Regions from separate parts of the Homo sapiens genome. Here region 1 is linked to region 2. The links are chromatin loops, found by intact Hi-C in ENCODE. Cell type or tissue: Caco-2. All regions are shown on one strand. Links, peaks and the distances in the headings refer to the core of each region. The heading gives the core; the rest is flanking DNA.

Region 1 (4,397 bases), core at 219-4,218, 89 kb after region 2:
AGACAGAAAAGCTTCTTTGTCATTGCTCTATGCCTTTGGGTGGATTTTTGTAGTCTAACTTCCCACCTCTCACTGGCCTAAGTCTTTATCTTTGTTGCCTAAGTCTTCATCTTTTTTCCCTATGTGGGAAGGAAACTGGAACAAAGAGGGAAAAACCTCTGTTACTAAGACCAGAAAATACCCATAAGACCTCCAGAATTTCAGCTTAGCTATTACAGCTTATGATTTCAGGTTCCTCTTCATATTTTATCCCTGGGGATTTTCCTTTCTTGTGGGCTCAGTCCTACATTTAAAGAATCTTACATTTTATCCAGTATTTCCACTTTGCAATGAGAGGATTTCTGGTGAGATCATCATGTTTCCAGAAACTAAAGTTCTTAAGTATTTCTCTAGTGTAAATTCTCAGAGGTAGAATTGCAAGTTTAGGAGTGTATTAGTCTGTTCTCACACTTCTAATAAAGACATACCTGAGACTGGGTAATTTATAAAGGAAAGAGTATAATTGACTCACAGTTCCACATGACTGGGGAGGCCTTATAATCATGGCAGAAAGCGAATGAAGAGCAAAGTCACATATTACACGGCGGCAGGCAAGACAGCTTATGCAGGGGAATTTGCATTTATAAAACCATTAGATCTCGTGAGACTTATTCACTACTATGAGAACCATATGGGGGTACTGCCCCCATGATTCAATTATCTCCACCTGACCCTGCCCATGACATGTGGGGATTATTACAGTTTAAGGTGATATTTGGGTAGGGACACAGCCAAACCATATCAAAGAGACCTGTACATTTTTAATGCATCTTGTAGATGAAAATTTGAGACGTAATGAAAGAAGTTCATCTTCTATGGAATATCTCTTTTTTTTTTTTTTCGTGACAAGGTTTCACTCTGTCACCCAGGCTGGAGTACAGTGGCTGCATTACGGCTCACTGCAGCTTCGACTTCCCAGGCTCAAGTGATTCTACCGCCTCAGTCTTCTGAGGAACTGAAACTAGAGGCGCATGCCACTATGCCTGGCTAATTTTTTAAATTTTTTGTAGATATGGGGTTTTACCACGTTGCCCAGGCTGGTCTTGAACTCCTGGGCTCAAGCGATCTATCCACCTCAGCCTCCCAAAGTGCTGGAATTACAGGCATGCGCCACCACACCCTGCCTGGAATATCTTAAGAGTATAATTCAAGATCATTATAATGAGCCTAAGACAATTTTCAAATTATTTTTTAAGCTTTGGTTAACTAAATGTATGTTCAAGTTGCCTCTCTCTCATTTTGAACTTTTCTTCTTTAATGTATAACATCTATTTAATCATGAACTTCAGAAGTATAAATTTAAAAGACCTGAACATGCCCATGGGATGTGATGAACAATAATTTTCTAAAATCAGACCTGTAAATTCGTACTTCTACAAGGTGAGAACCTACCATATGTAAATTTCATTTTCACATCATTCACATATATACACATTGAAGGCTGGACGTGGAAATGAAGAACGGCACTGGGGATGGGGCAGGAATGAATTGTTGTGCACACTGTTATTTTTAGTGGCTCTCTCTTCTAGTCCTTAAACTGTCACAGAAGAATAGCTTTGAACAAGCTACAAAATTCTGAAAGGTCACAACCCAGGAAGGCAGAGACTCCAGGAACATGCATCAGGGAAGGTGCAGATGGATAAACAAGCCATAAAGTGCACCATATTTTTTCTTTTCCAGCATTTCACCAAAGAGTTGACTCCAGGCTATTACCCTGTGAAAGTGAAATTTTAAAAGAGGCAATTCCAAACAAACCTACACCAATCCCCAGTTGGCTCACTTTCACCATCACTAATGAAACCCAGGAGGGTCTTGAAGTGAGGTGTGACAATGTGAGAGGCAGAGCAAAGATCACAGAGGTGAGAAACCTATCACCTCTGTTTTCATATCCTGAGGAGCATATGGGCCAGACTTAGCATGCCCATGGTTCTTGTGGCCAGGACAGCAGATGGACAACCACTGCTGTAACGCCCCCTCCTCCAGCCTAGCCCATCCATTTCAAAGGTGCCTTTGCTGAGAGCATTCACATCTTACAGCCACCTTGTACACTGTGAACAGAAGTAAGCATATCTTTCCTGAGGAACTAGGTGAGTGCATCCATACTTGATAAGAATGAGACATGACGCAAGAAGTAACTGGTCTAACCTGCTGACCAACTGGCTGTGTGGTCATGACTCTGGGTTCTGTAGCTGGAGAATGGATGAAGCTTATAAGATTTCATCTGTCTGATGTGAGTAAATGAAGTTGGTGTTGGAGCAGCTTTGGGATAGGAGGGTTACATCTCTAGGAACTAAGATATTAGGGCATTCTCTGCAGCAATTCTGCTTTTTATAGATCTCTGGATGCTCCCCTGAGATCTTGGAAATAGGGCTTGCCAGCACTCTCAATGTGTCTAAAGAGTCAGAGTTAAGTCAATCATCATACAGGGTAAAGGGAGCCCTCTTCCATGATCACTTTTTCTTTTCCCCAGGCTGAAACCTGGAGCCATAACCACACATGCAATGGCAAAGTCCTAGGGGTTGGTGGAGCCACAGGCTGGAAATAGCCTGGGTCCCTGAAACACCATGTGGAGGAGATTGCTTGGCAACCAGGGACACCCAGTGGGACTTGAGCAAAAAATTACCCATCACCTTTTGATTTAATCTACCTTAATTATCATTCCAAAATTTCTTTTCATTATACTATTATATTAATTTCACTCTTTCCTGGATACTATGTCTTTCTTTTACTTGGAAGTGTTTATTGAAGTATTCATCAAGTAATTTTTTAAAGGAAGGGTACTGAAGTAAACTTTCTGAATCTTTCATTTAAAAAAATCCCCGTTTTACTCTCCCTTTATTAGACAGACTTTTCTGGACATAGGATTTTAGATTCAAAAGTATTTTCCCTATGAATTCTGAAGGCAGTGCTTTGTTGTCTTCTAGTATCTGGTATTGCTGATGAGGTATTTACAATAGAAATAGTAGCAGGGGATTCAAACAAATGTGCAAAAGACAAATACAAGCAGCCAGTATATATATATGAAAAGAAATCACTATAAATGGACATCATTTATGAAAGAGAACCCCTTTTTATCCTATAAGATTGACAAATGTTATAAAAATAATAATAGTATTGGTGCAGATTGGAGAAATGGATAACTTATACACTGTTAACAGATGTGAAAATTGGTATGAACTTTCCATGTTTATAATATTCAGTAGTAAAAGCAATTACTTTTACCTTTTTAGGTGAAAATTTTTTTTCTAGCTGAAAACAATTTTAAGTTCTTCCCTTTATCCTTGGGATAGTAAAAATTTTATGAAGGTGTATTTAGATAAAAATCTTTTTATATTCATCCGCTTAGCACTTGCTAGTCCATTTTCATCTTCCATTTTGTTTCAGCCTCAGGGATTATAATGCTTTCTCAAGTTTTTATTAGATGGATATTGTTCCTCCTGTATGTATCCTCTTTGTCGTTTTACATTTTTTCTCATGTTTTCTATTTTTTTCTGGCCTTTGCTTTATATTCTGAGATTCAAAGATTTTTTCTTCTTTGCTTTCTATTGATTTTCACCACTTTAATATTACATATTTTTAATTTTTATAAACTCTGGGTTCCTTTACATATCAGCCTATTCTTGTTTTGTGGATGTAATTTCTTTATACAATCAGGTTGACCTACAAAGATCATAATTAGAACTTTTAAAAAGTTAACTTTTCCAGGAATTGTCTGTTTCAGTCAGTAAGATATTTCTCATTTTTTTCTCCTTGGCTACCCACTTTGGTATTGCTGGTTTTCATCAAATAACTGGTAATCTCTGGCTTTCTATTTCTATTCACAATCGAGAGCCATGTTGACTGATGTCAATACCAGTCATACTTCCTCTCTAATTCGCTATTAGAAACAATAGATGCTCAAATAATCAGTGTAACTTTTGAAAATGTTAGTTTTCATCTTACTAGAAATGGACCCACTTTAATAAAATATTTTCATTTTTCTATATTATGTACCTGTTACATTGACTGTATATAGCAGTTATAGCCTCATCTATATAGGAAATCTTTAACTTTGATTGGTCCCACTTAGAATTGTCTCATTAATACATCGCTTAAAAATCTATATTTTGAAGTTTTATTTGATAATTTTTTTAGAGTTAAAAACTCTTCATGGATATTTTGTTGAAAATATTTTAGAGGGAACTGAATTTCATTTTAAAATATTAACACATTTTTATATATGAAAGAAACCTATTTTGTTACAGGTGCTTATAATTTGTGGCTATGATTAATTGAAGCTTTACATGTATAACGTTTTTTTAAAAGACTGGTGTAAATTATATAAAATTGAGATGGACACTATAAAAATAGTTGTATGA
Region 2 (4,397 bases), core at 96-4,095:
AATTTCTGAAAGGCAAAGAACAGGCCCTGTCTTCAGTCTCCAAACTCCCTCCTCCTTCCCCCAGTTTCACAAGCTCAGGGGGCAACAAATAAGTACTAGTTGATGATAATGATGGCTAAAGTTATCATTGGGTAACGAGGGCCTAGTTAGATTTTATTTTAATTAGGCTCAGGCTACAGGCCTCATTACCCCTAATGTGGCTTTTATGTGGGATTCTAAAGAAAAACAAAAAAACCCTAGGAATCTTCTACTGAAGATATTAAAGAAGATATTATTAGCAATGCATTTGGTCTCATAGACTTTGAACAACAAACAACAGAGATTATAATTAATGTCACTACAGCCTCTCTCCTTAAAACAAACTAACAATATAGTTAATTAGCAATATATCCTCATTTGGGGCTGGACATCTGCATATTATTATCGACAATGCTTGTTTCCTTTTTCCAGATGAAAGGAAGCCATACTGCACCCAGGCACATGGCTGTGCGCCTTCCACATTCAAACACTCCATTTTCTTCTACCCACAATAAACACACTCGGGGCTTTATCTGTGCCGAGCATCGATTTTGTCTGGAACAGTTCCACACATCTAAAAATAAGTTCAAGAATGCCACTAGTGGTATTTCAAAGGGAAGAGCAAAAGTTTTGCCATTTGAAGAGATAAAAGAAGAAAATGGCACACTGATTATCTTTAACATGATTGAGGAGCAAGCACTCCTAAGATGAGAAAACCAGGAGAATGAATAAAGTGAGTTTTAGACCATAAAATCGGCTTTCTAGAAGGGGCACACTTGTTCTTAGTGCTCAGGAAGATGGATGGAGACCACGATCCTAGGAGTGGAAGCAGGGGGTGGTGGGGGGCTTGTTGGGACTTATTCTGAGAAGTGTTGGAAAGAGGCAGCCAGGATGCACTGGGGAAAAACTGCACTGTGAAGACACAGATGACAAGGCTGACCAGCTGCTGCTCTCATGAAGCCTGTGTATGATGGCAATCATTCCCCTTCAGGCAGCAGGAACAGAGCAAATGTCAATGGCCGTATTTTATAGCAAGCATGACAGTGCAATGCCCCTTTAGGAACTATTGCTGGCAGAGGGGAAACGGCCATACGTATGCTTCAGTCTTTGCTGGGCACTCTGACGACAGCCCTGAGAGCCAGTGACACAGGTACATCATGGGCTCAAGAATTCAGGAGGGTCTCAGTCCTGGTTTGGGAATGGAGCCTGCTGTCACGGTCTGACTAATAGCTGAGGAATCCCTAGTTATGGCGGCAGAATGTATCATAACGATGTTTACTTTAGGGCTTGGCAGTGACCTCGTTTATTATCTCAGGCTTTAGAAGAAATGAAGAATGGGCAACTCTTTGCATTTGGGTAGGGAGCTGGCTTTGAGGTGGAGGGGCCACCCATCCCTGTGTATCTCTCCTCATTGAAGGTTCTTGGGGCCGGCTGACAAAATGGAGATCAACACTTCACTGGTGTGTCTTGAATACTTCTGTAAACTGCTTTGATCTTGAAAATGTGCAGATTATTGGTGAATTTTTTCAAGTTGTGCTTTCTCCATTGCTGGCAAAGAAAACAGAGTGGTAGCTTTTCCAGGACCGATTTCTTTTATGTCCTGTTAGGCTAAAGAATGAACTGAAATGAAGGATAAATTATTCTTTCAAGTGTAAGAAAACATGTAAGAAGCAGAGTACACGAGTGGAAAGTGAGTTAGGCCAAAAAAAAAAAGAAAAAGAAAAACAAACCCTTCACACATCACCTAAAACATCCCTGCAAATGTAGAGAGATGGAGAAATCATACTTTCCAGAACCACTTTGATAAAGCCCTTGTGGTGTGAGGCCAGCCATCCTCAGCATCCAGTTAAGGGCAAGGCTTTCTATCAGCCTTCCAGGCTGCAGCTAACCAGCTCAGGGCTATAAAGGCCAGGCCACCAGTGGCCACCAGGGGGCTTCCATCCCTCCTCTTCAGCCCTGTTAGAGTTCAGCCACCCCTTTAAGTCAAACTTTGAGCAAATATTTAATGAGTGTGGATTATTGGTGATTTTCCAAGTTGTGCTTTCTCCATTACCGGCAAAGAAAACAGAGTGGTAACTGTCTAGGACTCGGTTTCCAGGACCCAATTTGAAGAGGCACCAGATCATTAGTGCACCTAAAAGGCCCAAGTATCTAAGTCCTCCTACGACCAGAGGGAACGGGTGTCGAACAGGACACCAGAAGGCGAACATCTCCTGCAGTGATTCTGTGTCTCCCTGCATAGAATGAGGGGATATAAGGCCCAGGCCAAGGCTGGTGTTCTGTTGGTGAGAGGGAGAACCTGGAAATTAAGCCAAAGGACATGGATGGCAGAGTTCAGAAGCTGAGGTCTGGGGTAGGGGTGGCCTAGGGACCCTTGCCAAGTTATTATCCTAATTAAGGAGATGGATTCTTCTCAACACTAAAGTTAAGAACCCTCATTGAAACCTATTGCTAATCTCTCTGCTCCAAGTACTTCTAAAATGGGTTTCAAAGGTCATTGGACGTTAACCTTGGAATCCTGAAAAGGGTTCAGGGTACTGTGGAAAGGACTGGGGCCAGGAGTTTCAAGGTCTGGGTCTGGGTCCCAGCATTGCCTCTTCCTGTTTTGTGAGCTTTGGTAAGTTATTGCACCTCTGCACTTATGGTAGACTGGTTGGCAAAAATGTCCACAAATTCTTCTTTTCTCTAAAGATCCACGCCTCAGGTAGTTGCTTCCACACTCTTTGAGCTTCTTTTTTCTTTTTTTTTTTTTTGAGACAGAGTTTCACTCTTCCCTCTTGTTGCCCAGGCTGAAGGGCAATGGCGCGATCTCGGCTCACTGCAACCTCTGCCTTCTGGGTTCAGGCGATTCTCCTGCCTCAGCCTCCAGAGTAGCTGGGATTACAGGTGCCCACCACCACCACACCTGGCTAATTTTTTATATTTTTAGTAGAGACGGGGTTTTACTATGTTGGCCAGGCTGGTCTTGAATTCCTGACCTCAGGTGATCCACCCAACTCAGCCTCTCAAAGTGCTGGGATTACGGGCATGAGCCACTGTGCCTGGCCTTCTTTGAGCTTCTTACTGCGGCCAAAGGGACAACAGTTAACAGAGACTTGAAAAGCACTTGTGCCTTAGGATTGCCTATTTTTTTTTGCTCTTTGGAATGCTGAGAACACTCGGTGAAGAAGGCCAAGCTAGCCTGTTGAATGGTGAGAGACGTGTGCAGCAGAGATAATTTATACCAGATTCACCAGCCTGCCAATGGCCAGTCACTCAGATGGAGACTGTCCTAGACCATCCAGCCCTGGCTGAGCCTCCCCAGGCTATGAGAGCCACCCTGCTGACCCAGAGAGTCATGAGAAATAATAAATCCTTGCGGGTTTAAGCTAGTGAACCCAGTGTGGTTTGTTACACAACAAAAGCTGACTGATATAGGACCTTGGTTATTTATTCTGTGAAATGACCATGGTGAGGTAGAATGAGAGTTGCAGAAAGCCTCTCACTCTATTCAGCTCTGACTTCCTCGGAATGGAATCCTAAAGAGACACTTGTTCTGGAGAAATTATTTCACACTAACTTCAAAAAAAAAAAAAACTCCACTTTATTCCAAATGCTGAAAACATCAAATTGAGGGTGGGGAGATTAAATAAAAATCCAGTGGTTCACAAATGCATGAAATGTAGATTCTATCTGCAATGACTAGAACATCTTCTCCTTTCTCTCTATCCTTCTACCTGTTAGCTCAAAGCTGGGTAAAACCTGTTGGAAAATTCCAAAGCCCTGCCAACGACTTTCTTCACTGACAGGTGCTTTTTTGGTAATAGCTTCATTGCCAGTTTTTCAAAGACTCGAAGCTGAGACTTAACAGTTCTCCTTTGTGCTTTCATGATGCACCTGTACAGCTCTGTGTGCTACTAGAAACTAGTAATGCCCATTTATTAACAGGACCCCCCGACACTGTAAAACAATTATAGAGCTGTCATAGGCCACATATGGCCAGAGGTGAAGAGAAAGCTCCTGCCACCGGCACCTGTTCCCTTTGCCACCTGCCTGTACAGATTGTTCCTGTTTGGACTGCTGTTCTGTTATTCTCTAGGGAAATGGTGTGATTCCTGCTTGGAAAACTGGCAGCTGATGCAATTGTGGGCTCTTGACTTAGCTTAGCTAACCTTTCTCTATAGGAAGCTGGGCTGTTAGCTCTATTCATGGATTCATTCAACAAACACTCCATCGATATTTATTATGTATCAGGTACTGTGCTAGGGTGAGACAGTGCCAATAGCACATGGCTTGTTAAGACAACTTTTCCAAAACTTGGAAATGAAGCAAAAGGATGACTGCAAGTTTATCACTTAGTATTGGGGCACAGGCCTGCCCCAAAGTATTTAATTCTGTAG

The links. Hi-C counts contacts between places; a loop is a spot of excess contacts. Peaks named below come from ENCODE experiments on the same cell type or tissue, not always from the same donor. Only the 100,000 strongest peaks of a DNase experiment are listed, where the experiment ranks them.
Region 1: a loop joins it to region 2, with 5 times the contacts of the local background. A loop is called at or near these places in 2 of 110 quality-filtered maps.

Annotation. Positions count from the first base shown.
Region 1 is chr20:13,171,183-13,175,579 of GRCh38, reverse strand. It overlaps a transcript of TASP1 not described here. Among named protein-coding and RNA genes, the nearest start is that of ISM1, 48 kb to the left of the region's middle. RefSeq lists an enhancer at 859-908. In Caco-2, for the core only: no CTCF peak of the experiment used is centred there; a DNase peak (open chromatin) is centred at 2,189.
Region 2 is chr20:13,259,800-13,264,196 of GRCh38, reverse strand. All of the region lies in intron 1 of ISM1 (isthmin 1), which reads right to left. It also overlaps a transcript of TASP1 not described here. Among named protein-coding and RNA genes, the nearest start is that of ISM1-AS1, 22 kb to the right of the region's middle. RefSeq lists a silencer at 1,781-2,075. In Caco-2, for the core only: a CTCF peak has its summit at 1,960 (motif pointing right); DNase peaks (open chromatin) are centred at 1,286 and 1,926.